4 separate regions of the Mus musculus genome follow, and regions 1, 2 and 4 are each linked to region 3. A link is a loop called in an ENCODE intact Hi-C map of the cell type or tissue named here. Cell type or tissue: left cerebral cortex. All regions are shown on one strand. Each heading gives the region's core, and the rest is flanking DNA. Links, peaks and the distances in the headings are about the cores only.

Region 1 (8,272 bases), core at 1,640-6,639, 260 kb before region 3:
GCTTCAAGGCTTTATTAAGGAAAAGGAAAAGGAAAAGGGAAATGGAAAGGGAAAGGGAAAGGGAAAGGGAAAGGGAAAGGGAAAGGAAAAGGAAAAGGAAAAGGAAAAAGAAAAAAAAAAAAGGATGTGAACTGGCAGCTCAGGACCACAAGGGGGCAGTCGCTGACTACAAAACCATCCCTCCACAGAAGTTTGGTCTCTTTTAAATAAATGTTCCAGTTTAAGCATGGCATGGTGCCTCACTTCCATAACTCCAGCTGCTTGGGAAACTGAGGCAGAGGGTCACAAGCTCAAGGCCTAACTGGGCTTCAGGATGAGTTCGAGGCCAGCCTGGGCCACTCAGTGAGAACATGTCTCAAAATAGAAAGAAAAAAAGGGGGCTTAGGGTGCGGTGGGGGAGGGGCTTGCACACATGGCAGGATGGACCCCTGAGCAAAGGTTCTTTCGTGGAAAGCTTGACTCAGTGTTCTATCCCTGGGATCTTCATGACGGAAGGAGAGAACTGACCGCAACTTCTCCTGTGCATGTGCGCATATGTGTGGACACACACACATACACTCACATATGCCTAATCAATTAGTGTAATAAAAAAATAATCCAGAAAGAGGGCTGGGGAAATAATTCAGTAGTAGAAAATTGCCTGGTATTTGTGAGACTCTGAGCTCAGTCCCCTCTCCCCTCCCCTCCCCCGAAATGTAAACACACACACACACACACACACACACAAAGGCATGCGTACTGAGGATGAAGTCTACACACCCCATCACTGTCACTGTCTGTAAGGAAAGGGCATTGCCACACAGATGGGCTCACTGAGGCCCAGAGGAAAGAAGGCTCCACACAGAGCAGGACAGGACCCAGTCCTGGAGTAATGCTCAGACACTCTCTATCTGAAAAGTGTGGAATCTTTAGTCCTTTACATGACAGATTTTCTCCACTTTTGGAATATCTGTGGAAACACAGTGAGATGCATTGAAGGTGTGACTCACACAGATGGTGGACTTCTTTCATGTCTCACATACCTTATCTACACACCCTAAAGGCTGTTTCGTGCAGTGTCCTTAGTGTTGCCAGCCGTGGGACTCTCTGCTTGCACTATCGTGTCAGTGTGTGGTATGTGCTGTACGGCGACACTCTGAGGAGTGAGGAGTAGGGATGACCACCTCCTGGCTTTCAGTTTTCCCCAACGTTTTATCAGGAAGTGTTTCTCTCAGCCACCAGTTTCACAGCAGACCTCGTGCATCTGCCTTCTAAGAGCTCCCATTGCCAGGGACCACACTGGCCTTGATCATGTGTCTGTCTATCTTGCTTTCCAATCACCCACCTGTCTTATTTTTAACACACTTCAAAGTAAATTACAGACATCCACTCAGTTCTTGCTAAACGATCCATCATATGAACAATTCAAAATCAGAATCTATCTTTTAAACTTTGAAAGAGAATTTACATATTATCCTATATACACATCTGCAGTGTCCAGTATCTGAGTTTTGACAATCGCGTTTGACTCTGCCATAGCCCCATCCATTCCTCCTCGACTGATTGATTGATGATTGATTGACTGACTGATTGATTGATGTCACAGAAATCACTACGGATCTATTAAACACAGTTGTGTGTGTGTGATGTCACAGAAATCAGTGAGGATCTATTAAACACTGTTGGGGGGCGAGGGGGGTCCTGCCCTCACTATCCCATGTGCCCTTAGGGAGTCTGGGAGCTAAGGAGCCCTTGACAACTTAAACCCCTCAGGCTGTATCATACTTCATAGCTGTTGCTGTGTGAAGGGCTCACAGTGCAGTGAAGCAGGCTCTTCGGAACCTTCCTGTGCGTTGGCTGGAGAGCCAACTCTTGAAATGAGCCCGGCAGGGTGGAGTGTCGTTGGCTGGCATAAAGAAGCTGGGTCATGTGGTCTTCCCACCTCTGCAGTAGTATAGAGCGGTCTGCACACGGCACAGGCCAGGGCCAGCCCATGCTTCCTTTCTAGCCCGGAAGTTGTAGGTGGATGTGTTGGTTGTTGAAAATCTCGAGGAATTGGAGAAAGCTGAGCTGCTCAATCCTTGTCCTGGTCCTCCCAGAGCTTTAGGGGAAGAGCCAAGGTCAGGCAATGGCCCGAGGCCCCCAACCCTAAGAGGGAAGACAGCACAAGCACTGTTCTAACTGCCCGAGGAGCTTCACTAAGGAAAGCACCACCCGACTCTGACTTGTTACCATCTCTGGAGGAGTCCCTAGCAATGTTCATTAAAATGCACCTATGTGTGGTGGCTCTCGAATTCCCTGTTTGGGAATCTGTCCAACTAAAATAAACACTGTCACACAGAGGAACAGGTACCAAATGAGCGTGTTTACCGACTGTGGTGGAAAGAGTAATAAGCTTGAACAGAACATATCCGTCTTTTGGGATGTTAGGCAGTTGCTGAAATGTCGGCTTTGAATAGGCTAGTCCTTTTCTGAACAGGAATTGTTATCCAGTTGTGCTCAGTTTATACAATTCATTAAGTCATGTAATTATATGCCATATACTTTCAAATTATGTTGTGTTTCTTTCTACTTATACGACTTAAGAAATACAAATTCTAAATAATTAAACAACACCAACCCAGCTACAGCTATTGATCTGTTGTAGAAGTTGGCAAATTATGACTTGGGGCCAAATCTAGCCTGTTTCTATAATGAGATGTTATTATACCACACTCATATTTATTTGCATGGTGTCTCTGGCTGCTTTTCTCTTTTTCAATCAAATGGCAGAGTTCATATGGTCTGTGTAGCCTGGACTATTTGCTCCTTGGCTGCCTCTGAAAAGAACCCCTGGACCTAGAGGTACATCCATAGCCATTATGTAAGAAGGTTAGGTTTCATAAAAGTATCTGCTATGAATTCCCATCGACTAAATAAGCAACTGCAGCCGATACTCCCTGTGTACAAGGTGTGTTTGTGTGTTTCATAAGTGTGGGACTAAAGGGGAGGAAGCACATGAGCTGGGCTGCAGATACTGGGGTCACAGGGGATCAGGAGTGGAGGCCTTGCTGGAGGTGGGGAGAGCATCGTCTCTTCTTCTCTTTGTTCCTCTGGTTGCAGTAGATACATTTTACATTTTTGTGTCCTGGGGCTTGAATCTAGGGCCTTGTGATGCCAGACCAATGCTGGGTACCTGAGCCTTCCTTTGAGAACTTAATTTTGAGATAGAGGCTAAAGTTATCCAGGATGAGTTTGAACTCATGATCCCCCTGCCTCATCTCCTGAAGAACTGGGATTATATCACATTTGTGTGTGTGTGTGTGTGTGTGTGTGTGTGTGTGTGTGTGTTGTATGTGTATATATAAGTATTGTAAATGTATGTACATGTGTGTATGTGTGTAATGTATGTGTATGTAAATGATGTATCTGTACATCTGTACACGTGAATACATGTGAGCATTTATGTGTATGCATATGTGTATATTGTGGCATGCATGTGTAAATGATGTATGTGTACATGTGTATGTGTGCAAGTGTGTGGATATATATGTATATATAGATGTGTGGTAAATATATATATATATATATATGAGTGTGTGTGTGTATATAGATATACATATATATGTGTTATGTGTGTGTATATTGTATAGTGTGCATGTGTGTGCACATGTGTATGCATCCATGAACAAGCACAGTGACAAGATGAGGACATTATCACTCTTGGTCTGATTTGTTACTAAATTTGGAGCTGGGCTGGCAGCCAGCAAGCCCCAGCAATTCTCCTGACTCTATCACCCTGTACGACTGCAGTTACAGGTGTGTACACCTGACGTTTTACATGGGTGCTGGGGATTTGAACCTAGGTACTTAGGGTTGTAGAGAAGGCATCCTCACCCAGAGAAGCCGTCTCCCCACTGTGTAGCCGTCCTGAAACGCACTTTGTAGACAGCCTGGCCTTGAATTCAAGAGAGATCCTTCTGCCTCAGCTCCCAAGTGCCGGGATTAATGGTGTGCACCACGATTACCCCTTCTTACTTTTATACCTTTTGAGAAAAAAAACCAAACAAACAGTAAAATGGAAAAATGTTTAAATAGGACAAAAGCTTTTAATAAAATGGCTCCCCAAAGAGTAGCAATCAAAACTGAGTGGACATACTCAGGGACTGTACATTGGTGGCTTTGAGCAGGATGCTGGGTGGGCATGGGCCTGGCAGAACCAGGCTTATGCCCTGCCTGGGAACTTCAAGTTTCTATTGCCTCTCCCTGTCTCTCTATCTCAGGAGCTGGGTCTGTTCTTTGGATTTTAGGCACACTGGTGGCCGGCCTTCTTCCGGCAGCTCCATCACCACCAAGCTCCACCCAATCCCACCTCTAGTCCAGATTCTTTTACTTAAAGAAACCCCTGCCGCGACAGTACCTTCCATTCTCAATCCTGTGGTCTGACTTCCTAATGCCTCAGAGTTCCGTTTTTTTGTTTCAGAAACCACTGGACACCCCAGCTGCTCTGTAGACCAGCTGCAACATCAGGGAACTGGTTAGACCTTCAGAAATCTCAGGCTCAACTCCAAGCCTGCAAGTCGATATCTACATTTTAACAAAATCCCTGTGCACATTTCTGCACTCAGAAATCCCAGTCACCCTGCGGCTGGTTAAGAACCCCAAGAGAAGCAGAAAGAGTTTGCCTCATTGGCCACTAGGGGGCAGGCGGCACCCGTGCTCTGCTCCCATGTGGGTTGGGCACAGGGGCCCATGTCTTGTATGGAGGATGCCTACCAGTTCCTCCACCCTCACAGCATCTCAGGTGTTGTGAAGATTTGAGATCAGAGCCCCTTGAGCCAGGACCCCCTCTTGCTCTGTTCTGAATCTTCTGTGTCTTGGCTTGAGACTCCTCATGCAGGATGAGCTCTCGGCTTGAGTTGGTACCAGATCACCAGGGCCTTCTACCCTTAGCCCGCGTCTCTACCTCCCGCAGGGAACTCGCATCTGTCCAAAAGAGCTGGCCAGGCTCCTGCTTCTGGCTGGCTTTTCTCATGGATGGGTTGCTGAAGCATTGTGGTTTCGAGTCTGGGCTTTAGGGGCAGGCTTCGGTTTGAAAGCTAGATCTCTCACGAGCAAATATTTGCCGGGTGCCTCCTGTGTTCCTCCCCTGCTCTCCTGCAAAAGACTGCAGGCACATTCACGACGCCTTCATTTTTCTCAATGATGAGAGATGAACACAAAATAAACAAGACATGTCCCTAAGACAGCCTGTGAGGAAGTAAAGGAGTGTGATCCGTGGCCTGCCTGTCACTAGCGGAGATGGTGGCATTTGTCTGAGACTACAGTGGCAAGCTTGGAAGAGAGCTTGTTGCAGTTTCCAGAAAAGAACATGACAGGCAGGGGGAACAACAGAGGCAGAGGCCAGGAGAAGAATTGTTACAGAAACTGTTTGGAGTGGGTGTGGCTAAGCCTAGTGATGCAGTGCCCAGCTTTGCCCGGTGCTGTGGTGTGGCTGGGGTGGGATCCTGGACTATTAAAGAGATAGGAAGAGAGCACTGCAGTGGAGACAGTCCAGGAAGCTCTCTGCAGGAGGCAGGATGGGAGTGGGCTAGAGGGCTGGGGGGAGCCATGGCTAATGCTTGCTGCATGCTCGTCTACCATGACAGTTCTGCCAGGCTGCCTTAGGAACTGTGGGGACGAAGGGGTGGTTCCAACTTTAGAATGGCCTTAGGTCTGGGTGGGTTCACTCTGTCTCCTCCAGCATTTGCTGACGACAACGCCAGGTCGCTCGGTGTTGGTGTTGGTCATGCACTTTTCCCATGTATGGTAACCTTTTGAGGTAGTTATTAACATCCACTCCATTTTAGAGACGAGGAAAACAGGGAGAGGGAGGAGAGGGAGAGCCAATGTTTGCAGGACTGTAAGGTAGAAAGGGTTCCTCATCTTCACATCAGCCCGTCCTTCTGCAAAATGATGTCTTCTATGGGTCGAGTCCTGGCCAGGAGGCTGGGTAAATCCCTGGACTGAGAAATAGTTAGGTGGAGGATGCCTTTTCTCACGGAACCTGGAACATTCCAGCAAGTTCTCAGGATCTGCCCCACCCACTCACCATGGGTTAGAGCTCTACTGTTCCAGGTTTCACTCGGGGGCCCGGGATCTGGACTCAAGCTTGCATGGTAAGCACTCCCACACCGACCCATCTCCTTGGGCCCTTCCTGACTGACTCTTCTGTTAACTAAATCTTCTGTCCAGTGACCTTTTAATTCCCTCTTCAGCCTGGCTGATCTGATTGTGCTCCCCTGAGCCAGAAGTCCAGGTCCCTGGGGGCCCAGCAGAGAAAGGCTGAGGTGGAGCCACACCCTGAGGAAATGGTAGTGCTTGCTTGTTTCTGCACCGATCTTTTTGGCATAGTTGGAGAGCTTACAACCTTGCAGCCAAGTCTTTGAGAAAGTGAGACACTAGGCGACTGTTCCTGGCTGCAGTGCTCTCTCTGCCTGACCTGAGAGCTGAGATCTAGGGAGCAGAGACATTCAAAGAGACAGTCTACGCCGATTGCTTCAAACACCGACCTGGTGGTGCATTTGGCCACCATTTCCTGGCCCTTACTAAATATCAGGTGCTTTAAGGAGACCGTCTCACCGAATCCCCACCTCACCTCACATCTCTGAGGATGACCACTCAGTTGTCAGGCACAATGATTGTGGTGTGGCGAGTTCAGCCCCTCGTTCAGAGTCACGAAGCTGTCAAGTGGCCCATCTAGCATACAAGACCCAGGAGTCAGACATGACTCCAGGACTTGAGTCCTCAGCCACTCCCCTGCCCACTTCCCTGGGTGCTCTCAGACATCTTAGCCTTCGAGAACTGAGAACATCAAGAGAGAGAAGGAGGGAGGAAGGGAGAGGGAGAAGAAGAGGAGAAGTGGGAGGAGGAGGAGGAAGAGAGAAGAGGAAGGAGAGAGAGACAGAGACACACAGAGACATAGAGACAGAGATATACACACAGAGACATAGAGAGAGACACACAGAGAGACATAGAAACAGAGAGAGACAGAAAGATACACAGAGAGACAGAGAGAACACTAGCAGGGACTTGTCCCAGCTTCACAATAGTATCCAGAGAAAAAGGTTTTTATGTTAAAATTAAGTGATGCTCACAGGAGACAGTATATCCTGGGAAACACCTTACCACCTTGGGTGATGAACCTTGGAAGACCCTGGGACAGTTCAGAGCCAAGAGCCACTCTGAGTCAATGGAACGGGGTGGAGGTGGGGATACAGTAGAAGTTGAATGTACTGAGGGTAGGGTAGTCTGGAGGAGGGTATTGGAGAAAAAACTATAGCCAAAGTCAACCAGTGAAACCCAGGAACCCAGAAAACCAAGGAACCCAGGAAAGCAAGTGGCTAAGTAGACATTCAGGATACTTTCCTGAAGTGTTTGCTAGCTCCGTTCCTTAGCCTATCCAGGACAGCGTATAGTGACTTGGGATCTCCTACTTCCCACATGAGGCATCTCAGTTCCTTCAGCTTAGTCCGTCCCTAGCCTACAACTTCAAACACTCCTGAGCAGCCAAGTGTCCTTGCCCACATACTGAGCCAGCGCTCTTTCCAGAGAACACTCTAGCTACCAAACATGAAGCCCAGATCAAAAGAAAGCAGTTCAGATTTTACCTAGGACAGAGAGATGACCACCTTCCACATTCTAGATCAGCTTTTACAGACTGAAGCCCACTGTGTAAAACTAGCTCTTATAAATCACAACACACACACACACACACACACACACACACACACACACATGGGTATGAGTCTATAGGATGGTTTTTGTGGAAGGAAATAGGTGAGGTCAGAGAAATAGGGTTAAGATTGGCTGGAGTGAATCATTTCAGTGAGCTGAACTACAGACAGCATGAATCTGGGAGAGCAGGACCTGAAAATGAGGCAGACTGTCTCATGCAACAGCTAACTTTATTCAGAGCAATAAACAATTCATATTCCGAGGGTTAAAAAGTAAAGTACACAGCCCCAAGGATAGGCTGCACATGGCACAAACACATTGTCCCGTGCAGGCAATCATAACAGCTGAAGTAAACTCACTCCTAACTGCCACACCTGGAGGAACATGAAAACATGTGCCAGGAAAAATTCTGTGTTTTGAAGAGCCCGAGGTCACAAGACTCAGGTCTTGTGTTCTTTGAGTTTTCTTACAAGTGCTCAGAAATCTCACACAACTCCATCCTCAGACTGCATTATGACATTGGAGTATAGAGATTGTCCCTCAACTGGGTGGTGGTGGTGGTGTTTAGATGGCTTGATTTTCATAGGAAGGGTATGCA
Region 2 (8,272 bases), core at 1,504-6,503, 150 kb before region 3:
TAGGCAGTGCACTTATCATTTTATATGACCACACCCTGGACTCGCATTCCAAATTTAGAAAATTCTGCACAACTATTATACATGACATGTATACATGAGTTTTGTTTTGTTTTGTTTTGTTTTTTAGCTTTTTGAATTTACTGAGGGAATTTGGGGCGGGGGGAGAAGAAGAAAAGAATTGAAAATGCACAGGAGCCCCTTTCAGCTTACAGGCCACGGCAGCAGCACTTTTGAAGAGGCATTTTAAGGCTGAGCAGACTGGCTAGTTTGAAGAGAGAGTTGGTGAGTTTGCCTCTCTGTGCTTTTAATTGGAGATGACAGTGGAACGCCCACTTAGGAACGTCCTGGAGTTGGCTGGAGCCAGCTGGAGCCGGCTGGAGCTCAGGAGAGAGGGGAGGATAGAAATTGGAGGCAACACGTGTCAGTCCAGAGAGAGCCCCTGGGCCGTGACTAGAGGGGGAGGGGTACACCCATTTTGAAGGTGATCCTCAGTAAATACTTCTATGATTCTTATATGGGGGAGCCCATCAGGCAAAACCTCATCGAATACCACAGGTTTGAGAACAAAGAACGTCTGAGGCAATGGTTTTGTAAGGAGAATGGGGAACAAGGTCAAATTCCAGGGCTGTGGAGGAGATCCTATAGTTAACTGAGGTCCCAGGGTTTGCTCCTGGCTCTCTTAATGCCATTTCTTCTATTGCATTTATTTTGAGCATGGTTTGAATTAGTTATATGTATATTTTAACCAAGATTTTAGATGCTCTAGGGAAAAGTTCTGTATCTTACTCTTTATTTTGGCCTCTGTAATGACTAATACACACGTACACACATACATACACACATACACGCACATATGCATGCATACACACACACACACACAGACACACACACACACACACACACACACACACACACAAACATATGTTCAGAGGAAGCTCTCAAGTTTGCCTCTACTCAAGGTTGGCTCTGGTTGGCCCCCAGTTGGACTTTCCAAACTTTGTCATTCCTGGCTACTGCAGGATATGAACTTTGTGACATGGACAAATGGTGTTTGTTTTTGATATATAAAATAAATTCTTTAAAATATTGATGCACCAAAGTCAAATTGGATATAGAATGTAAATAGCAGAGTCCAGACTGAGTTTATAGTTTTTACAAGGACAGTGCCTTTCCAGTTATGAAGATTTAACATATTTAAGCAATTACGTTTCAGTTTTTAAAGTGAATTTCAACTTATGTACTTATTTTAGTCTTGCTATATAGTACGAGATGGTCTTATGGTCTTTCTGCCTCAGCTGCTCACGTGCTTCATTACAGGCCTGTCTCACCATAGTCAGAAAAAAACAAAGGACAAAAACCAACCAACTAAACGAATAAACAAAAAGCAAGCCGGATAGCCAACCAAATGACAGCAATGACAAAAACCCCATAAACTGAATTTCTAAGACTATTTTTTTTAAGGTGAGGAAGGATAGATCTTTGAAAAGCTGCTTACGTTTAACAATATTTCTTTCCATAATTCATTTTTCACTTTACATCCCAATCACAATGCCCTGTCTCCCTTCCCCCAGTCCTGTCCTTGCAAATCCCTGGCCCCTTCTCCCTCCCCTTCTCCTCAGAGGAGAGGATGCCCCCCGATACCACTCTACCCTGAGTGTATTTTAAGAGAGGAGTAAAGCTTACTGGAGAGCTTGAATTCACCCGGGGGTGGGGGAGGGGGGAAGAGACGGGCTAAAGCTCCCTCTTCTTCATCATCTTCAGACATGAGCTGGTCTCACCCATGGCTTCCTATCTCGTATGACTCCGTGTGCCTTAGTCTTCCTCTTCAGCAATAACACCCATGATGTAAGAAGCTTCCTATATTTGACTGTATTTCCAAGCTCCACAAACACAAATTATAAGAAGTTAGACGTGTACACCTATGATTACCTAGGACTATCTGCTACCCTTCTTTGAGAAACAGTGCCATTTGGAAAGGTGTCTGGCGGTGCCTCACACTGGCACTGTGGGTCCCTCCCGGCAGCTTGGCTGACAGTGGAGAGGCATCTGACACAGCGTTGGCATCATTAGGTGTCCAGAGGCTAAAGGACAGCAAGATACCAGTCATAGCTTTTCATAACCAAGACACTGGCCAGCCAAAGCTTGTCAGGTAGGGTTCAGAGATGGCTGGTGTCAAGGTTCTCCCACGTAGTTAGCAGTGGAAACAGACCATATAGCTTCAGCCTGAATGGGGCCGTCATGGTACTGGGATTCTGACTGTCGGGTCTGGGGAGAGGGAGATTAGCAAGTTAAGCTAATCCAGCCAGAAATGAAGCAAGTAAAATCTCTCCTTACTTCTCCCTCTGTGGCCAATGCCATCTGCTGTTTTAAAAATAATTTTTAAAAGCGAGTGTTTTGGTTCTCTTCAGTGTGCAGCAAAGACAGATGCTATTTTGGGCTTGTTTTCTATCACCCCCCCACCACCACCACCAAGAACCAGGGGCTGAGTGTCGTTGGGTTCTGGTGTACTGTCTGCTTTGTGCCACCATCTTTGGTGCAACCTTTGTGCTAACTTCATATTCCACCACCCCATTTCCCTCTCTGCCTCTCATTAGGTTGTTAGAAAGAGGAAGTAGTATTGATTTGAGAAAGAACGAATATATATATATATATATATATATATATATAATTGGTTGACTTGCGCTGCTTACTGTAAACCTGCAGCTCCAGCTGGATGCAGGGAACAGAGCACTGATGGGCTAGAGGCTTCGATGGGAGGAAGAATGCATCCATATATCCTTCCCAGAACTTTTCCCCGCTGCTTGTACTCACTGGGGGCAGCATAGTGAGAGGCTGCAAGTGTTGACCCTAGAACTGATCCTTCTCGGTTCAAATCCTGGCTCTGCCACTTAGCAGCTGAGCGATGCTTCGCCAGGTCCCTTAACTCAGGTAAACATCAAGTGTTTGGTGATGGTGGCTTCGTGTCATCATTGTCTGTGTTACAACTATCAAAATTCACACTTGACCACACATGTTACCTTTTATATAAAGTAATATAAATGCCTATGCACTGGAAGGAATTTTTTTTTCTTTAAATGATGGATTAAACATTTGTTCTATGGCCAGAATTCTCTTAGGCAGTATGTACATGCCGTAGGTGAGGAGTAGCCACTGTATAAGTGAAGAGAAAACTGGAGATCAGAGAGGTTAAATAATCGCATGGCAGTAGCATAGCCAGTAAGTGGCAGAGTGGTATTCCAACACTGTGTTCATTATGGGTCTGGGATCTCTGCCCTGCAGTTTCTGCGCTAACCTTTCCAGTAGGCTTTGCAACTTTACACGTAAAGCCGACTTTTACATCACACCTCAGCATTACCAACACATTAAATAACCCAACCCACAGTTTACAAAAACATACTCAGGGCTCTAGACATGGGACTCTGACCCTTTCTGTTCCATTCTTAAGTACCATTCCGTTCTAATTCTTGCTTAAATTTTCTCTTTAAAAAATGGCTATGACCCACCAAGTTCATATGGTGCCTATTAGAGTGAGATACAGCATTGGCCTGGCTTGAGAAGCCGAGTGATGCCCCTTATCCGGGACATAGTCACAGCACTCAGCAATGTGTGTCTGACAGGAGCCACTCTGTTAGAGATGGTTGGCTCTACTGTCTTCACCATACACAGAGGACACAGGCCCAGGGACATAGAGTGATCTTGAGGCCTATCCCCAGAGAAACTTCTAAGACACCATTTGTTTTCCAACCTTTGAACTCAGGATGGTGTGTTGGGTACCCAAGGATTCCTGTGCCGTTTATCTATTCGATCATTAATTTACATTAATCAATTGTTTTGGCCAGAGATGGAAGACATTCAGTAAGTACTATATCCATCTCTAGACCATCGCTCACAAAATGAAGGCCCCAAATCTTTGCATTTTCCCATGTACAGATCCCCTCACTTGATCTGGTCTCTTCTCTCACCCTGTCTCCTTTCTTCTCTGTTCGGCACAATCACCGGTACCTGGTGCATCCTAAGTTATAGTAGATAAACTCTACCCATGGCCTTTGCTGGGCTCTTTCCTCTACCAGATCCATGCCTGCTCTATGTGGGTTTGCTCAAGTGTCTCCTCAGTGATTTATTCCGACCATTTTCCTGCAGTTGGCAGCCTTCTTCCCTGTCTCATTCACCGGCACCCCAGTCTCTTTAACCTGGATTTTTTTACATAGCACTGGCTACCTTTTGACACTTTGTAACCGCTAGTTTTATCTTTAGCAGTGTGTCTCCACTGAGTTGAAACATAGATGCCAGGGAGTTTTGTTGACTTTGTTCACTGATTTCTCCTGCACCTGTAACCTGGTACCTAGTAAGGCTCTGTAAATAGTTCTTTATTTAAAGAACAAATGGATAAACAGCTGAGATAAACTGCCATCGGGTTGACTAAGTAATTACAAACTATGATGCCATCAGAGGGTCATCCGCGGTTTTACAGGAGAACATAACAAGCAGACCTGACTTAGATTGGGTGGGATAATTTAGAGGAAACATTTTTTTTAGGCTTAGAACATGAGGGGGATTTTAGTTTCCTGCAAATAGTGCAAGCCCTGCCATGGTAAGCTAAAAGAAAGCAGACTAAAGAAACGCTCTAACCCAGGCAGAGCTAAGGGGAGGGGGTGTTGCTTATTCATTTAGCAAAACCCTTTGACAGAAGGAAAGATGCCAAATCTCAGGTAGGCATCTCTCCAAGACCATGATACCTTCTGCCTCATTAGCCTTATGGACAGCACCCTGGATCTGATTCCCTCCACTGTTCAAATGAGGAAACCCAGATATCAACACGTCAAATATGCCCAGCTATTAAGAGCCAGAGCTGCACTCCTAAAAAAGGTCTCTTTTGCATCTAAGCATGTGTTCTCTCACTCTCTGGGCACCTCTTGTGTTGCTCAAGTGCCAGGAACAGGCTTACCCAGCCCCTGACCTGAAAGAGCTCACAGCATGCCTTGAGAAACATGTACAAAGTCCCCTAGGTTGAGATACAGTTTTTTTCCAGGCCCCAGTTGCTTCACTTCTGCATATGTCCTTGTTTTAGGTTCTTGTTGTTATGTATAAAAACATGATCCTCAAGGCTACATAAAGCAGTCCGAGAAGGGAGATTAGATTATTCAATATGGCTACTTTGGAAAAAAGCAAACTATGAGTCTGCCTTGGGGGTTATGGTGTGGCTTGGCTTTAGATAGAGGGAGAGACATATGGATAACGAAGCTGCCCTGGTCAAGCCATGGTCCTGCCCTTCACATGATCTTAGCTCTGCTCTGTCCTGCAGGGTAGTCTGGCTGTGCGTAATCTCTTCCTGCAAGGCACATGCTCCCTCTGGATAGGCTGGCACCAGTTCTTCTGTCTCCTCTTAGTATGGGAATTCTGGGGAAATTTTAATTCTTTGGGGTCCATTGTCTTTACATTCTGAGAGCTGAAGGGAAAGGTATAGGTGTCCCTTTAGAGCATCATTTCTTCTGATAGAGAGGTTATGATTTCTCTCCCCTTGCTTTTAAATTTCAGTCTTGAGGGATTTGGGGCAATCTTCTGGATTTGCAATGAAAATTCCTGAATTATGCCTGTGTGCATGCCAACATTTGCTATAACAAAATGTCTGAGAGAACCAATTTAAAGAGAAGAAAGGTCCATTGGCTCATGGCTTCATGGGTTTCAGTCTATGGTGAGCCTACCCACCATTACTCTCATCGAGGAGGAACACAATGGTGGAATGCTGGGATAGAGCAGAGGAAGGGTGGGAGGCTAGGGACAAAATACCCCCTTTAAGATCATCTACCAGTGACCTACTCCTCCAGTAGCTACTGTCTCCTAAAGTTTCCTAAAGTCTCCCAGTAGCTTAGTAAGTTATGAACTCATAAGAGTTAACCCATTAATGAGCCCAGAATCCTCATGACCCAGTCACTTCCTCAAGTCCCACCTCTGGACGCTGCTGAATGGTTTTGGTTTGAATATGATGCATTCTCATGGGGTTATATACTGGGGCCTTGACTCCTAGCTGATGGCCCTGTGGGAAGTGATTGAGTCCTAAGAGCTCTGGCTAAAATAGACTTGTCCTCCCTTTAAGTTGCAATCTTAGGTTTTTAGCCACAGTGTCAAGAAAGTTAACTACCACGGTCAGGGCTCAAGCCTTCCAGACGTGAATATCTGGGGAAATATTCCAAGCCCAAAGTACAGCATTGTCTTTCTAGGCTGTTGCTTTAGAAACTCTGCTAACTGATGGATTTTGGTAGCCACCAGGTTAGTTGTCTGTCACCTCAAAACTCTGTGGCTTAAAGCAACAGTAAACATTGATCACTTTACAGCTTCTGTCAGGGATTTAGGCTAGCACATCTCCTTAAAAGTCTAATTTCTGGTCTCAAAAGAAGTGACAGTCAAGTGGCCAGTGGCGACCACTTCAGTCCTCTGAAGGTTGAGACGAGGAAGGTGATTCGGTAATATGACTAGGGTGTTGGTGCTGGCTGTGGATAGAAGCTTTGAGTTCTTGTCAGTAGGTCTCTGCATAGTGCTGGTTGAGTGTCTGCACATCACGGCTGCCGTAGAAGACATAATCCAAGAAGGTGCACAATGGAAGCCATAAAGTCTTTTGTGACCTTACCCCAAAGTCATGCATCCTATTGGTTACACAAATTAGCCCAGTCATTGAGGGAAGACAGTCCAGGACAGCATGCACATTAGGAGGTGAAATCACTGGAGAGCCAACCTGAAGACCGGCTCCCACAAATATCTATTACTGTAAAATTATATACCCAATATTTATTACTTTTTGTTCCAGCAAACCCTGAACTAGGTAATAATATCAATTAAGTAGTAAGATCCATGTGTTAATTATATTTTCCAGCACAAATGAATTTCAATTTGTAGTTATTAATTAAAAGTGTTCTCATTCTACCTGTGCTAGCCTGCATGCTTACAGTGGCTCAGAGGTCACCCTTAGTGGGTGCTGGGCCCTGCCTGAAAGAACACTCCGGAGTTCTGGTAGCTCTCATCATAAGTCCCAGCTACTCCCTGCTCCCCGTTTGGGTCCTGAGAAAGTATGGGGTGCTGACTTTGGTGTTTGCTCTCTTTCCTCAGGACCGCCTGTACTTTGTGATGGAGTATGTGAACGGGGGTGACCTCATGTACCACATCCAACAAGTTGGCCGTTTCAAGGAGCCCCATGCTGTGTAAGACAGACCCTCTTTGTGCCCTTTCCTTGGGATAAATGATTGTCATTTCCTTTAAGTTTTAGCCTACTAGGGATTTTTTTTACCCCAACATCCCAGGCTTCTTCTTTGTGAGCGTTATTTGGCCAAGGACAACTGTATTCTGCTCGCTTTGAGATGTTTCTTTATGTTCCTGAAGGCCAGCTAAGAACTCATAGCTCTAGACCAATGACTGTTTCATAATCTCTAATTTTTTTTTGCCCCTCCATCCTGAGAAAGGTCTTATAACTTCCTTGGGGAATGTCTTTGCAGGTTTTTTGTCTGTTCATTTGCTAATATTTATTGAGAGCGTTCTTTGTGCCAGACCCTCGAGTACTGAACAAACACCATCTCATTTCATCCTGAGCGGTACGGTGAGGGAGAGAATCTCACCCAAGCTTTACAATCAAGGGCAACGAGACCCGGAGGGTGGGAACCGCCAAGATTCTAGACCTAGGGGAGGGTCTGTGTGGGTGAGACCCACCTGTGTTTGTTCATCTGTTTCCTACACCTCTTCCCTCTGACTCTTGGGGAGATGGGGGTTTGAGATGATTTGCAGCTATGGTTTGTGGGTTCCTTCATTCTGTCCCGCCCCCCCCCCCCCCCCCCCCCAGTGCAGAAACCAGCAAGAGATCATTTGTAAAATAAAAATCCCAGAGAGCTTCCCCTTTGCTTAGAACCCCGTGGGTGAGCAGGCACAGAAAAAGCCACAGGAACGAACGTCAATTCTCCTTCCTGGGTGTTTGCTTAGGTTTTATTGCTTCTCTTGAGAGCCTTCAGAGCCCATGGAGGGACCCATCCTACAGCTGGGGGGAGGGGGAATGGGTTCCTGTTCCGTTCAGCCTGCTTCCTGTCTTCCCACCTGCTAAAGCCAGGAACACCATTCTGTTTAGCCCGTGCTTCCCAATCAACCTTTGCGATGGAATCACAGGACTGTTTTTCTTTTCCTCTCTCACATCAAGTTGACCCAGGTTTGATTCATCATTTCATGACACATACTATTAGGACTGAGCACAGCTCCCTGAGGTCCTGCCAGCCATTGTGGTATTACTGGCAAGGTT
Region 3 (5,000 bases), core at 1-5,000:
ACGTATTCAAACACACACGCCTGTGGGCATCATCTTAAACACTGCAGCACATCCAGACGTTTTATTTTTGGAGGAAATATCCAAACACCAGGAAAGGATGCTGGACTTCCCTAGACTCTTCCTCAGCAACCAGGACAGCATCGCCTTACTCTGTCCCGTTGCGTTATTGTGCCCACCATCCCTGTCCGCATCCTAGGATACCTCACACAGACTATGTATCCTGGGTAATTTGCTCACAGAAATCCTATTTCTCACTTTCCCTTTGCCTGACTGCGTGGGTGCCCAGGAAGACATGAGGATGAGGGAGAGTGGGCAAGGCACAGTGGGGAGAGGAGGAGGCGAGAGCCCCTGCAGACTTTTTCCAGTTTTCAGAATAATGCCACCACATTTCCTGGGGAGTCAGTGGGAACCAAGGATGTATCTATCTATACCATGGATATACATGAGCTCCATGCGTGCACCATGCTATTTCAGCTCATCTTACAGCAAGCCTGGGAAAGCACTCGATTATCTCTGTTTCACTGAAGAAGTTGGGGGCCAGAGGCTGGGCACAACTTGTCCTGGGAGCCAGGCTGTAGCAATACCCTCAGTGTCACCCCCACTGGGAGGTGCTTAAGAGCAGGTATGGTCTTGATGTCTCATGTCCTCCACCAGCCCCCATAAGAACTTTTCCTGCCAGCCCAGTCTGTGGCAACCCTTGAAACTGCGCTACTCAGTCTTTCCTTCCAGCCCAAGCCGCAGCCCCTGCCCCCAGACCTCAGCCTGCTCTCTGCCTGCCCCCACAAACGTGGGATTTCCTCTTTGGAACCTGTGATCTCTGTCCCTGGTGAGATACAGATCCTGGGGGAAGGTCATGCCCCCCTTCTGTGTCCCCCACAGAGCTGGCTTGGCGTGGGGCCCATGCTGTTCACTGAGGCATCTCCTAATCAATCCATGTGTGGCTTCCCTGCACTCTGGCTGCTTTCCCAACCTCCTCGCTGAGACACCTGCAACTCCACTCCACCTCCCGAAGGCCAGATCCTCTCCCCAGCCACAGGCACTCCTGATGGAGACGGTGCCTTATCAAGCCTCAGCTCCTGGGAGCAAATGACTCAGCTCCCTTGCCTGGCATCCACGAAGGTTCTGACACAGTGCACTACGTGGAGAAGAGGGAGACAGACAGCTCAAATTCCAGATGCAGAGCACATTTCAAACCTGGTGCAAATTCCAGCACAGCTGCCTTGCTGGGCTGTCTTAGGTGGCTTCATTTCTGTGAGCTCTTCTGCCCTTACTAGTGAAATATAAAGGAAAAATTGTGCATGCAATTGGGCAGCAATGGAATAGTCTAGAGTGCTGGCATGATGGTGCCAGCCACTGGCTGGAGCTAGGAATGTCCTATGCATGGAGAAGTTCCACATGTAAACCACTAAGCGACAAAGAGCCATCACCCCATTGCTGTCCATATGGTCTGTCTCTGGTGGTTTACTTAATTCAACTGTGTCATCTAGTTTTCACAAGGCTTCAGGATGCTGAGAAATTAAAACTAGGTTACAAAGCTAAGAAGGATGAGTTGAATGGGGGTGATTCCTGAGCCACCAAGTTTTCCAACCAGGTTACTATCTCCAAGGCCATGGGACATCCAGGAAATAAATGATAGGAGCTGGGGTGGCTAGAGAGGAGCCATGGAGGTGTGCTCTTCCTGCTCAGGAGCCAGAGGGAGACTATGAAGGAGTTCATGTCCACAAAGGACAGGTAGGACATGGGCTTGGATCACTCCTATCTGAAGCCCAAATCCACAGCTCTGGAAAAATGGAGTCCAACCTCCCGACTCCCCCCTCCCCCCCGCATGCTGCTCAGATCACAGGTTTTCTCTGGCATACTTGCACCAGAGATGGCACCACCCTGTGGACAGACACAGAAGTCTAAAGAGACAGAACTAGTCTGCCTGAATCATGACATCTGTGCTTGCAGACAGCTTTTGTACTTGTCCATTTTCTGTGGCTATAACAAAATATCTAAGGCTGGTTTCTTTATAAATCAGGAAAGGTTTGACTTAGCTCACAGTTTAGGAAGCTGGAAACTAAGGTGGACCTATCTGAGTTGCTTCTGTTGAAGGTGTCCTGGCTGCAACACGGCTTCTTAACCATGAACAGAACCGCCAGCCAGCCCCTAACCCTGCTAAATCCCATCTCTAAAGGGATGGCCCAGGAAGCTATGCCATCTCTAAAGGAATGGCCCAGGAAGCTGTGCCTGGACAAACCCCCCAAGGGACTCTGCCCGACAGAAGTTTGAGAAACACAATCCAGTACAGGACTCCTGGGGTGAGACTCCTGCCTCTGGCTGCCTGGATGCCTCCTCTCCTGTTCTCAGTGTAGTTGCTCATGTTCAGCATCAGGTCTCAGCCAAAATGCCCTTTTCTGAAAGTCTTCTGCGTCCTCCTATTGTCACTGGCTGTCTTGACCCTTTGTTGGCTTCCTCACAGGACCTGTCCCATGCAGGGACAATGTTGTCCTTTCTCTTATACCCTCTGTTTTGCTAGAGTCTGGTGTAGCACTCAGTATGCAACAAACACTCATCATTAATACTTAGTTGTATTTTTAATGATCAAATGAACCAATATCAGCTTTCTGCTAAGTACCTGGCCTTTGAGGTCCCCCTTCCCACTCAGTATCCAGCCTCTGAGGTGCCCCCTCCCACTCAGTACCCAGCCTCTGAGATTCCCCTTCCCACTCAGTACTTGACCTCTGATGTCATCCTTCCCACTCAGTACCTGGCCTCTGATGTTCTTCTTCCCACCCAGACCACAGTACTCTGTGGTCCCTCCTGCCAACACTAATTGCCAGGCTCATAGTTCCTGGCTACATCATAGCATCCTGAAGGGCAAGTATCCCAGAAACACTGGCCCAAGGATCTTATAGTTCAGGGAGAGATTCCCTGTTGGGAGCTGGGGAGGACATGAGAAGAATGTGGAGGGGCTAAGGATCAAGGGAGTGTGGGTGACTTTGGACATAGGCCATCTGTCCTAACCATGTGGGGGAAGCCAGATGATGCATGGAAAGTCGCTGTCCTGCACCCTAGATTGATGAGATTTGAAAACTAACCAGCACCCTCCTTCCACCAGGCAAGCTACCCAACCGCGTAGCTGCTGTAGCATCCGCTGCGGCTCATGCTCAGCCTCCCAGCCTGCCATTAAATAACATCACATCACACAGTGAGCAAGATATTTCCTTTTCAATTCACAGCAATGAGCCAGAATTTCATAATATGGTTTTGATTTTATTGTGTTTATTTTTACAGTAGCCTTCTATTTATGGCTGCAGGTACTGGCTTTCCATTTACAGTTGCGATATAAAGTTTCCATTGGAAATAAATTTAAGTTAAAACAGAAATTGAGTTGACTTAAAGGGAAATGAAGATAAACACTAAAAACACACACCATAAATACACGGAGAAAGGAATAGGATTCCTCACAATTTTTAGAAGAATATAAGACCTCCATTATGGTGGGAGGTCATGACCTGGGGGCTCGAGGCAGAAGGTCACAGTGCACTCACATTCAGAAACAACGAAGACTACTGTTTGGCTCTTCTTGTCCTTCCATGTGGGACTCCACTCCTCAGAATAAAACCAACCAAACTTACATGAGTCATCCCATATCATTAACCTACTCTCGATAGCCCCTCACAGACATGCCTGGGGGTTTGTTTTTGTGATTATTCAAAAGTCCACCAAGTTGGCAATTGGCCATCATATAGGTCAAGTTTTCTCAGATGGTACCATACGGGAAGTTGCAGAAGCCAGGCAGGTGGAAAGGAAGTATAGTGGTGGCCGGCATCTCACATCTAGCATCCCCATCCCACCCATACCCTGTTGAAGACCCACTCGCTGCTTGGATGCTCTCACATTAGCAATACAAGGTAAGGCAGAAATAACAGTGTTTATGGTGCTCCTAAGGGGCACTGTCCAGCCAGAGCCAAGAAAAGCAATGTGATGTCATATGTACCTCAGCGCATCCTGGTCACCCCAGGACACAAAAGGAGCTTCTTCAAAATGTGTTACCTTTGTCCTGCTCACCTGCTCCCTCCTTACCTAGCACTAGGCTCTCTACAGCCCCTTTCTCCCTTGTGGATGGATTTTATTGATTATATAAACCCTAATCAGATAAGTTCTTAGCAAGACTTTTGTCTCATTATGTAGACCATGCTGTTCTTAGAACTCACAGAGATCCACCTGCCTCTATCTGTGCTGGGATAATAGGTGTGCCCCACCAGGGCTAGCTAAACATTTTCTTATGCACTATCTCTGGCTTTTGAAGATTTTTAAGTTTGAAAAATACAATGAAGACTGTCTTCAAAGGTAAATGCATCTATAACATTATAGTCCACTTTAAAAAAATATCACGTAAAAAAAGAGCAAAATCCCCACAAATCTGCCATTCTTACATTCTGCACCTCCACAATCAACAGGGATAACTACCATGGAAAGGACACATTCTGCCTCTTAAGCACACTGGGACATGTCTACATCTAACATACCCCAGTGAGTATCCATCATAGCACGGCGATTGCTCAGGAAGGGCAGTACACTGCCCAGTTCCTGAGAATGCCAGTCTCATAAACTGCATTATGCACAATTTTTTCTTGACTGGCAAATGGAACTTCTGTATGGGACTTCCATATAGAGCCATAGTTATTGTACCAGTGTTTTACCTGCATGTATGTCTGTGAACCACATGCATACCTCATGCCTGTGGAGACCAGAAGAGTGCATAGGATTCCCTGGATCTGGAGTTCACATGTAGTTGTGAGCCACCATGTGGTTGCTGGGAATTGAACCCAGACCTCTGGAAGAGCAGTCAGTGCTCTTAACCACTAAGCCATCTCTCCAATCCCTTGGAGCTGTTATTAAAAAGTGACAATGTGTTCATCTTAAGCAAAGTGTGCAAGTGCTCATTCTTTAAGCAGGGAGGTCTGAGCAGCCTCATAAACATGTGCAGCAGTAAGCAACAGGTCCTGGACACA
Region 4 (7,889 bases), core at 2,890-7,889, 60 kb before region 3:
ATAACTCTAGATTTGTGCAAAGTGACAAAATGAAAAAGAAAAAAAAAAAGAACAGTTTGTTTTGAGAGAGGGTCTCATGCATCCAGGTTGGCCTTTAACTGGATAGCTGAGGATGATTTTGAACTTCTAATCTTCCTTCCTCTACCACCAGAGTGCTGGATTACATGTGTGCAGCATCGTGCCAGGCTCATGGGATGTTGGGAATTGAACCCAGGGCTTCCTACACACTAGGCAAGCAGTATACCAACTGAGCTTACATCCCCAGCCCCACGGTAGGTGATTTGATGTACTCTAGAGCCTAAGAACCACAGGAAAAGTAGTCAAAGGCAAACAAGGATGTGGTCTTGGTGACATCTAAATCTTAGCATGATCCATGAATGACCATGGAACATACAGTTTCTTCTTCTGGCAAGATGGCTTTACATTCCTGAATTTACTGCCCTCAGGTTGCAGGCTGCCCCTGAGGGACATGCCAGTCCTTAGGCAAGGCAGCTTCCATAAGCTAAAAGAGTTGTCCCCAGAGATGCATCTGTGGTTTGTGGCTCAGGGTGAGGATTACATAAACATACCAGTTTGGTAAAGGGCATCCAGCCAACCACATCTGCTACAAGTGCTCTTATTTTCCTAGTTATTACTGTTCACTCCTTTAGACTGAATTTCCAGGTGATCAAGAATAAGATGCCTGTTGCTTGAGTCAACGGTGCCTGTTGCAGGTGTAAAGCTTAATCATTACTTAACTCAAATAATAGATTAAACAAATGCTCTTTGAGTAGTTACAAAATCCGGGGCAACAGTCTGAGGCCAGGAAATGTAGATGTAAACAAGAGGAAGCAACATCCTCATCGGGAAGATGTGGGCAAGCAAAATCACACATCTGTGCATCTGAGTGTTTGTGTGCTCAGGAATGATAGATGCTGTGACGAAACACACCCCAGAGTGAGAGGGGAGAGAGAAATATTGGGTGATACGTTAGACAGCACCATTAGGGAAGGATGCTCTGAGATTGTGACATTCTTTTGAGCTCATCACGGGGTATTTATTTTAATTTCTGTAAATTAAAACTTACTTTTTATTATGTTTATTTACTTATGTGTATATGTACATCCGGCACATGCCTACCAAGACGTGGATGTGGAAATAAGAAGGCAACTTGCAGGATGATCTTTCTCTCTTCCATGTGAGTCCCAGAGACCAAACTCGGGTCATCAGACTTGGCAGCAAGTACCTTTAACTGTTGAACCATCTAGGTGGGCAGCACTACACACACCCTGAAAAATTTTGGTGAATAGGATATTGCAGAGAGAAGAAGCCCAGGCATTAGGAATAGCTTACCCAAACAGTTGACATTTCTGTGCTGATAAATCAAGAGGTGGCTGAGAACAGTGGACTGGTGGCTTGCTGCTTCTTGTTTGCATTTAGTTTTTAATTAACTTTGAACACTTACCAAAATATGCTTGCATAAGATTTTAAACCAAGTAGGATAGAAAGAGCTGAGATAAAATTCCAGCTACCCTAGACCCTCTTGTCTTTCTGCACCCGGGCACTCAGTTTGTCTTTTAACTTACTCCACCCTACCCCCTCTTCTGCTTTAGATATAGTAATTGAATAATGTCAATTCTATCTTTGACATTTAAATATTTACTTACTTACTCATTTAATGTGTATGGGTGTTTTACCTGCATGTATGTCTATGTACCATGTGCATGCCTGGTGGCCATAGAGGCCAGAAGAGAGAGCATCAGATTCCCTGGGAGTGGAGTACAGATGGTTGTGAACTGCCATTTGGGTTTGCAGAGAATTGAACCTTGGAAGAGCAGCCAGTGCTCTTAACTGCTGAGCCATCTCTCTAGAACCCATTTGCTATTTTTACAAGATGCTTAAATTCTATATCTGCTTCCTTGAGCCAAATCTATGTGTCTTGGCTTCTATCTGTAGTGTTGGGATACTGTGTGCTACCTCCCTTCCCCAGCTCACAGGGCATGGTCCTCTTAGCCAGACTGTATCATAGGATCCCCTCCCTCTGAGCTCATTTGATTGGTAACAGTTTAATATCACAACACAAGCTCAACCAGTTAGGTTGTCAATTCTGGGTATTCTAAGTTGGAGCTCAATCTAACTCCCATCTTGAAGATCAAATAATAAAGAAGATGTGAGAGTTGAGCTTGATTATCAAATTGATTAACTAGAGAAGCACCTGGGAGATTCGTAAACCCCATAACTGGGTTTATCAGTGAGGTCATTTCCAGAGACATTAACCTAAAGGGGAAGATTCGCTCTCAGGCAGTCCATAGGCTGAGGGCACTCACCCTCCCCCCTTCACTCTTCCTCATCTCTTCCTTTCTTCCCTCTTGGATAAGCTCTTTCTTCCTGCTCCCTCCCTCCCTCTCTGCCTTTTGTCTTCCATAGTGTGAGCTGCCCTGATCTAGCAGGCTCTCTCTGAATTATGGATTGAGACCTCTGAATCCAGGAGCCAGTAGATCACACACCACCACCTCCATCCTGCTAGCTGCTTAGGTCAGGTGTTATTAACAGTGAGAGTGCAACACAGAAGATAAAACCTTTTTTTTTCTTCTACGAACTTAAAAGGAGGCACAGCTGAGAAACACAGGAGCCATCAAGGATCTCAGTGGCTTTTACTTCAAGATTCCGAGTCTGATTTCAATTCTAATTTCATTTTTGGCTTTGGGTTCCTCAAAACATCCTCCATATTTCTATGCTACACTCCCCATTTTCTCAAGTGAGCTCCAGTGAGTTTCTGGCGCTTGCAGATAAAACGTGCTCGATGATATAGCTTCTCCTGCTCCTTGGAGAATGAGACTTACGTCATTGTCCCAAGTGCAGAGCTGGCTGGCTTATACATGGTGGGCACTCAAAAAAATTATGCAATTGAATTAGCTGTTAACAATACTTTTATAAGTGGAACCCTAACAGATGAAAAAAGGCACAAATAAATATACTATGGCTGTTAATGGCAAGCTAAGAGTTCAGTGGAAGAAAAAAGTCTCAATAAGAGAAAGACGCACAGGTTTAAAGCTGTCAGAATGCCTTCTGAGTCTCCTGCCAGATGAGCAGGGTCAGAAAGGATCATTGGCAAACAGGGAGGAAGCCTCTGGCTCCATTTCCTTAAGAGGATGCTTTGAATTGCGATGAAAGAGCCCTCTAGTGGTGAGAATGTGCGATTCTCTCTCGGCCCAGCAGCAGATTCCACACACCCATGTGCACACCTACAGGTGTTACTGAATAAAAGACTGAGGTCCTCCCCGCTAGTAAACCAGGAGAAGTTGTTAGGATCTAAGTGATGGGCTCCCTGCCTCTGGCTCTCACTTCAGTCAGATGCTCTGACATGTTCCAAATGCCCTCACATTCAAATTAGCTTTGGCTTTGCACAAAGGTTACCAAGGATGATCTAATGTCATCAAGCTATAGCACAAAGCTCTATTCTTGGGCATTGCAGCCATTTCTCTTCTGCTTTCTGAGTATGATTGTTTTCCTTGTCCACATGAGCACTTGGCTGTTCTTCTCAGTAGTCTACCTGGGTACTTGGTTCTATCAGCTAGACACCCAGTATGTGTGGCTTTCTGTTACAAATCTGAGGATGTGGATCTGGGGCTACCGTTGCTTTGCTGTGCGTCTGGTGAATGGAGTCATGGAGTGCACTATCCCTAAGGCCAAAGCCCTCCCACCATCACTGCCTTGCTACAGAGTGCACCTTTCCCACCTCTGCTGGAGTGAGAGAAGAATAAAACAGATCAAGGAAGGTCTGTTTGATTGTTATTAATTACTTCATATTATTTAAACTTCTGAGAGTGAGAAGAAAATATCCTCCTATCTTATAAAACCTCCCAGGAAAGACCAACTTCACCTTCATGTAACTATGTGGCCTTTTAAATTGATAGTTATCAATCAAGCTGTGTGTGAAAGCTATACCTGTAATCCCGGCATTCTAGGCATGGTATTTTTTTCTTATACAGAAAATCTGTTTCTCAGTTATTAGTATTGACATTCTTTTTTTCTTATTTTATTTATTTTTATTAGATATTTTCTTTCTATACATTAGTATTGACATTCTTGATCACTATTATTTTTGTTGTTAATACAAATAATAGTGATTGCTAACTTCCTTTCTCTTTCTTTCTTTCTTTCTTTCTTCTTTTTTTTTTTTTTTTGAAATGGTCTTAATGTAGTTTAGGCTGGTCTCAAACTTGTTAGAAAACCTAGGATGGCCTTGAACTGTTCTTCCTGCTCCTTACAGGAAGGCTCATGTATCTTTCCCCCATTGCCTTCCATGTGTTTCTAGTCTTGTTAGTTATGGTTTTGGCCCTAAAAATGCATTTCATTTTGTTATATGTTAAATTGTCAGTATAAATGTGACATACATATATACAACTCAATGCATATAAACAGACAAATCCACACTGTACCTGCATATTCGCACACACACACATACATACATACATACAGCTGTGTATTTATATAAAGCACGATCACATGACCCTACAAACTGCACCATGTGTGTGTACACATATACTCACATATCTACTTTATGTCTGCAACAAATTCATAGGCATTCAGAAATCATGACAAAATTGACCATAGTACTCATTTAGACATAAACACAACTATACAAATAAGCCTATATGTGCACGCATATGTATATATAACACCAAGAACCAAATCTTCAAATGACATTAACATAAAAATAAAAATATCAAAGTAACAAAAAGGTTGTGAGCCAAGTCTGAGACTTCTTCAGTATATTGCCCCTACTCAGTTACCTGAATAGAAGCTCTCATACAGCCAGAAATGGCATCCTGGGGAATGGAGATGTCTGTGATCCCCTTCCATTATATGTTTGTCCAGTTAAATAACACTCAACTATGACAGCTGGTTGTGGGCACATCTCATGGGTTGTAGAAATAGCGCATGCAGCCTCAATTCCAAGCATCCAAATGGGTGTTACTACCTGTCAGCCCACAAGAAAATAATTGGTCAGAGCAATTCGGTGGAATGCCTGAAGTCAACTTAGTGTGTGTCCTTATCTATATGCTAGAACATATGGAACCGGGAAGCTGGTCTGTGCCAGTTCTTTTCAGCATTTGCTATTTCTGAGGGAAAGAACTCACAGGTGTGTGATGACATTTGTGCTTTGGGCAAGCAAGGAGCCCAGACCTAATTACACCTGCATCCTGGTCTGACTTAGAAGATGTTAACAAATGAACAGCACCAGGGCCTTTGGAGAGAAGCTGACGTTTTCAATGCTCTCTCATCCTGAATTCACCACCCCCTCAAATGTAAAAGTGTGAAAATATTTAAGAAGTGTATTCAGAAATCAAACCTTTACATCCCTTCATCCAAGGTCCCTGATATGTAAACAACAGTTTAGGTACATTTAGTTCCTTCAGCCCTTTAGAGGTATATATGTTCACATATACATATGAATGGTTCTGGGTCTGATGTAAGCACACTGTCTCCTGTGTAAATCTGAGCTCCGGAGACAGGAGGGTAGACATATTGGTTTGTTTTCTGAGGAATGAAATTGAGACAAATACACATAGACAACATTTTGCCCACCCAAGTGAGCCACCAGTCAGTCTCCCATCCCTTTAAAAAGATTAGATCTTTCCCGGCTTCTGTCTCCCTAGTGGACTCCTGCAGCAAAGAGCAAAGTTGCCTGGCTCATTGGGCTCAGGGATGAGGAGGAGGGTTGATTAGAGAATGCTGCGTGGGGTGGGCTCTGAGATAACGCGCGCGCCAGAGTGCGCTGTGGGCCCTTGTCCTTAACCCTTCCCTCTGAGGAGCCGGATCCGCCGTACTGCAGTGCCCTGAAGCCCTGATGCTGATTGCCCTGGGCTCCCGAAACTTTGCTTGGTTGTGGGCTTGAGTACGCAGAGCTGAGCTGGCTGGCTGGCTCTAGGAACGCACTAGGAGAGTGTTAGGGAAGGGACCCTTCAGCACCCGGAGTTCCTAGACTAGGACCACGAGGAACGGTGCAGCGGCAAGGGGAGCTGTCCCTTCAGCACCACGGACCTCCAACGACCCGGCCTTGAGAAGTGGGAGGCTGGGCAACAGGAGAGGAGCTGTCCGCTCAGCACCACGGACCTCAGCTCTCCGACGCAAGTGGCCGGCCCCCGCCCCAGGACTCTCCCTTTTCTCCAGTTTGCGCGGGGGTGTGGAGAGCAGGCGGAGAGCTTTCCTGGGAGGCTGGGGAAGCAGTGAACACTCTTCTCAGCGACTCGCCTCCCAGCAGAGCTATTTTTTGCCATCCGCCCTCACCCCCAGCACACGCGCTCGCACACACGCACGCACGCGCGCACACACACACAAACACACACTCACACACACATACACACGCACACACACACATACACACGTACACACACACTCACACACACGCGCGCACACACGCACACACGCTCACACGCTCACACACCAGACCTCTCTGGGTTTCTTTTGCCTTGAGTCTCTCGGGGCTGTGAGAAACCAGGCGCATCTCAAACCAAGCTGGCAGCTCCAAGCTCCGAAGCCATGCCCTGCACAAACGCTAGTCCTCACCAAGCTCCTGAGGAATGAAAGCAACCCAGGAATCCTCTGACCGCGGCAGTGATGTGGACCAACCCCCTGGAGCCCGCACCCTCCCGAGGGCCATAGAGGACTCGGGGAACTGGAGAGAGCCCAAGACAGGAAATCCCAGCTTTCCCAAAGTCCCCGTGGATGCTGACAAAAGGAGATCTGGATTTTTGGAAGAGGCCGTCCTAGGTTACCCAGCTGCAGAGTGATTCTCCCGTCTGTCACTGAATCTACCCCTCCAACCCCCAGCCGTTCAGAGTACCATGAAGAATTATGAGGATGTGTGACAGAGGTATCCAGATGTTGATCACTACTGTAGGAGCCTTCGCAGCTTTTAGTTTAATGACCATTGCAGTGGGCACGGACTACTGGCTATATTCCAGAGGTGTGTGCAGGACTAAATCTACAAGTGACAATGAAACCAGCAGGAAGAATGAAGAAGTAATGACCCACTCCGGGTTGTGGAGGACCTGCTGCTTGGAAGGTACTTACAAATTCCTCTCACTGGCTCTGAATGATCTGCTTCTAATGTCCTGACATGTGTTGGGGGGGAAATAGAGGCAATGGAGGGGAAGAAAAATAGTTTTAATTGTTGTTGGAAATATGTGAGGGTCCAGACTATGCTTCCACGGAGCCTGGTGCTGTGTGGATGGAAGGGTTGGGTCTTGTTGATTGGTTTTGGTCTATGCCAAATGTGATGTGATTTTGTAACGCTCTTAAACACCTTCTGCAGTTGAGAAAGCCTCTAATCCCGAGTCTCTAAGCATGTTGTGCACTGCTTGGATTTCTGTCTATAGAAGGAGACTTTGGATTTGTTTAATTACATTTTGGTGAATGGGGATTATTAAGGAATGGAAGCAGAGAAGACAGGAAGGTGCTGAGGGACTGATCTAACCTGGAGCACTCTGATCTGGTTTTTTATCTTTTAATCAATAAAAGCTTACCAGCCTCTTCTGAGTTTGGTCCAACTAGACATTGTCATGAACTCCCTTTGTTAACTTATACTAGGGAACAATATGTAAGCCCTAATCCCCACACCCTCACATCTAAAGAAAATGTCTTTATGAATAAGTGTTTCATTATTTAGGCTCAAAATAAAACTGAAGTCTTGGTGTTTGCTCTCCACCTGACTTCATTCATAAATCACGCCCATCACCAGCAAATGTATTTCCTTGACATTTAGATAAGACTGACTCTGAGAATTGCATCTCATTGCTTCTAATTTTAAAAATTAGAGGATTTGCTCTAAATTATAATGAGGTGGGCAGGCCATTTTAGAATGTGGAGCTCTTAGGTAGCCTATGTCACTACTAAACTTGCTT

The links. A loop is a pair of places that touch in the nucleus more often than their neighbours do. Peaks named below come from ENCODE experiments on the same cell type or tissue, not always from the same donor. Only the 100,000 strongest peaks of a DNase experiment are listed, where the experiment ranks them.
Region 1: it touches region 3 in a loop (3.0-fold over the local background); 2 of 42 quality-filtered maps call a loop at or near these places.
Region 2: a loop joins it to region 3, with 2.6 times the contacts of the local background. A loop is called at or near these places in 2 of 42 quality-filtered maps.
Region 4: it touches region 3 in a loop (9-fold over the local background); 3 of 42 quality-filtered maps call a loop at or near these places.

Annotation. Positions count from the first base shown.
Region 1 is chr7:122,466,145-122,474,416 of GRCm38, forward strand. The region is part of intron 5 of Prkcb (protein kinase C, beta); the gene reads left to right. Among named protein-coding and RNA genes, the nearest start is that of Gm51497, 170 kb to the left of the region's middle. In left cerebral cortex, for the core only: a CTCF peak has its summit at 4,658 (motif pointing right); DNase peaks (open chromatin) are centred at 1,906 and 4,658.
Region 2 is chr7:122,575,329-122,583,600 of GRCm38, forward strand. It overlaps Prkcb (protein kinase C, beta), which reads left to right. Exons shown (of 17, transcript NM_008855.2): 11 at 7,102-7,193. Among named protein-coding and RNA genes, the nearest start is that of Cacng3, 92 kb to the right of the region's middle. In left cerebral cortex, for the core only: no CTCF peak of the experiment used is centred there; DNase peaks (open chromatin) are centred at 2,394 and 4,623; H3K27ac peaks cover 3,211 bases.
Region 3 is chr7:122,728,062-122,733,061 of GRCm38, forward strand. The region is part of intron 1 of Cacng3 (calcium channel, voltage-dependent, gamma subunit 3); the gene reads left to right. Among named protein-coding and RNA genes, the nearest start is that of Cacng3, 59 kb to the left of the region's middle. In left cerebral cortex, for the core only: a CTCF peak has its summit at 1,879 (motif pointing left); DNase peaks (open chromatin) are centred at 335, 1,066, 1,407 and 1,888; H3K27ac peaks cover 2,240 bases.
Region 4 is chr7:122,664,934-122,672,822 of GRCm38, forward strand. It overlaps Cacng3 (calcium channel, voltage-dependent, gamma subunit 3), which reads left to right and starts at 6,811. Exons shown (of 4, transcript NM_019430.2): 1 at 6,811-7,051. The coding sequence starts at 6,841. In left cerebral cortex, for the core only: CTCF peaks have their summits at 3,173 (motif pointing left), 5,654 and 5,863; DNase peaks (open chromatin) are centred at 3,163, 5,012, 5,221, 6,195 and 1 more place; H3K4me3 peaks cover 2,386 bases; H3K27ac peaks cover 2,790 bases.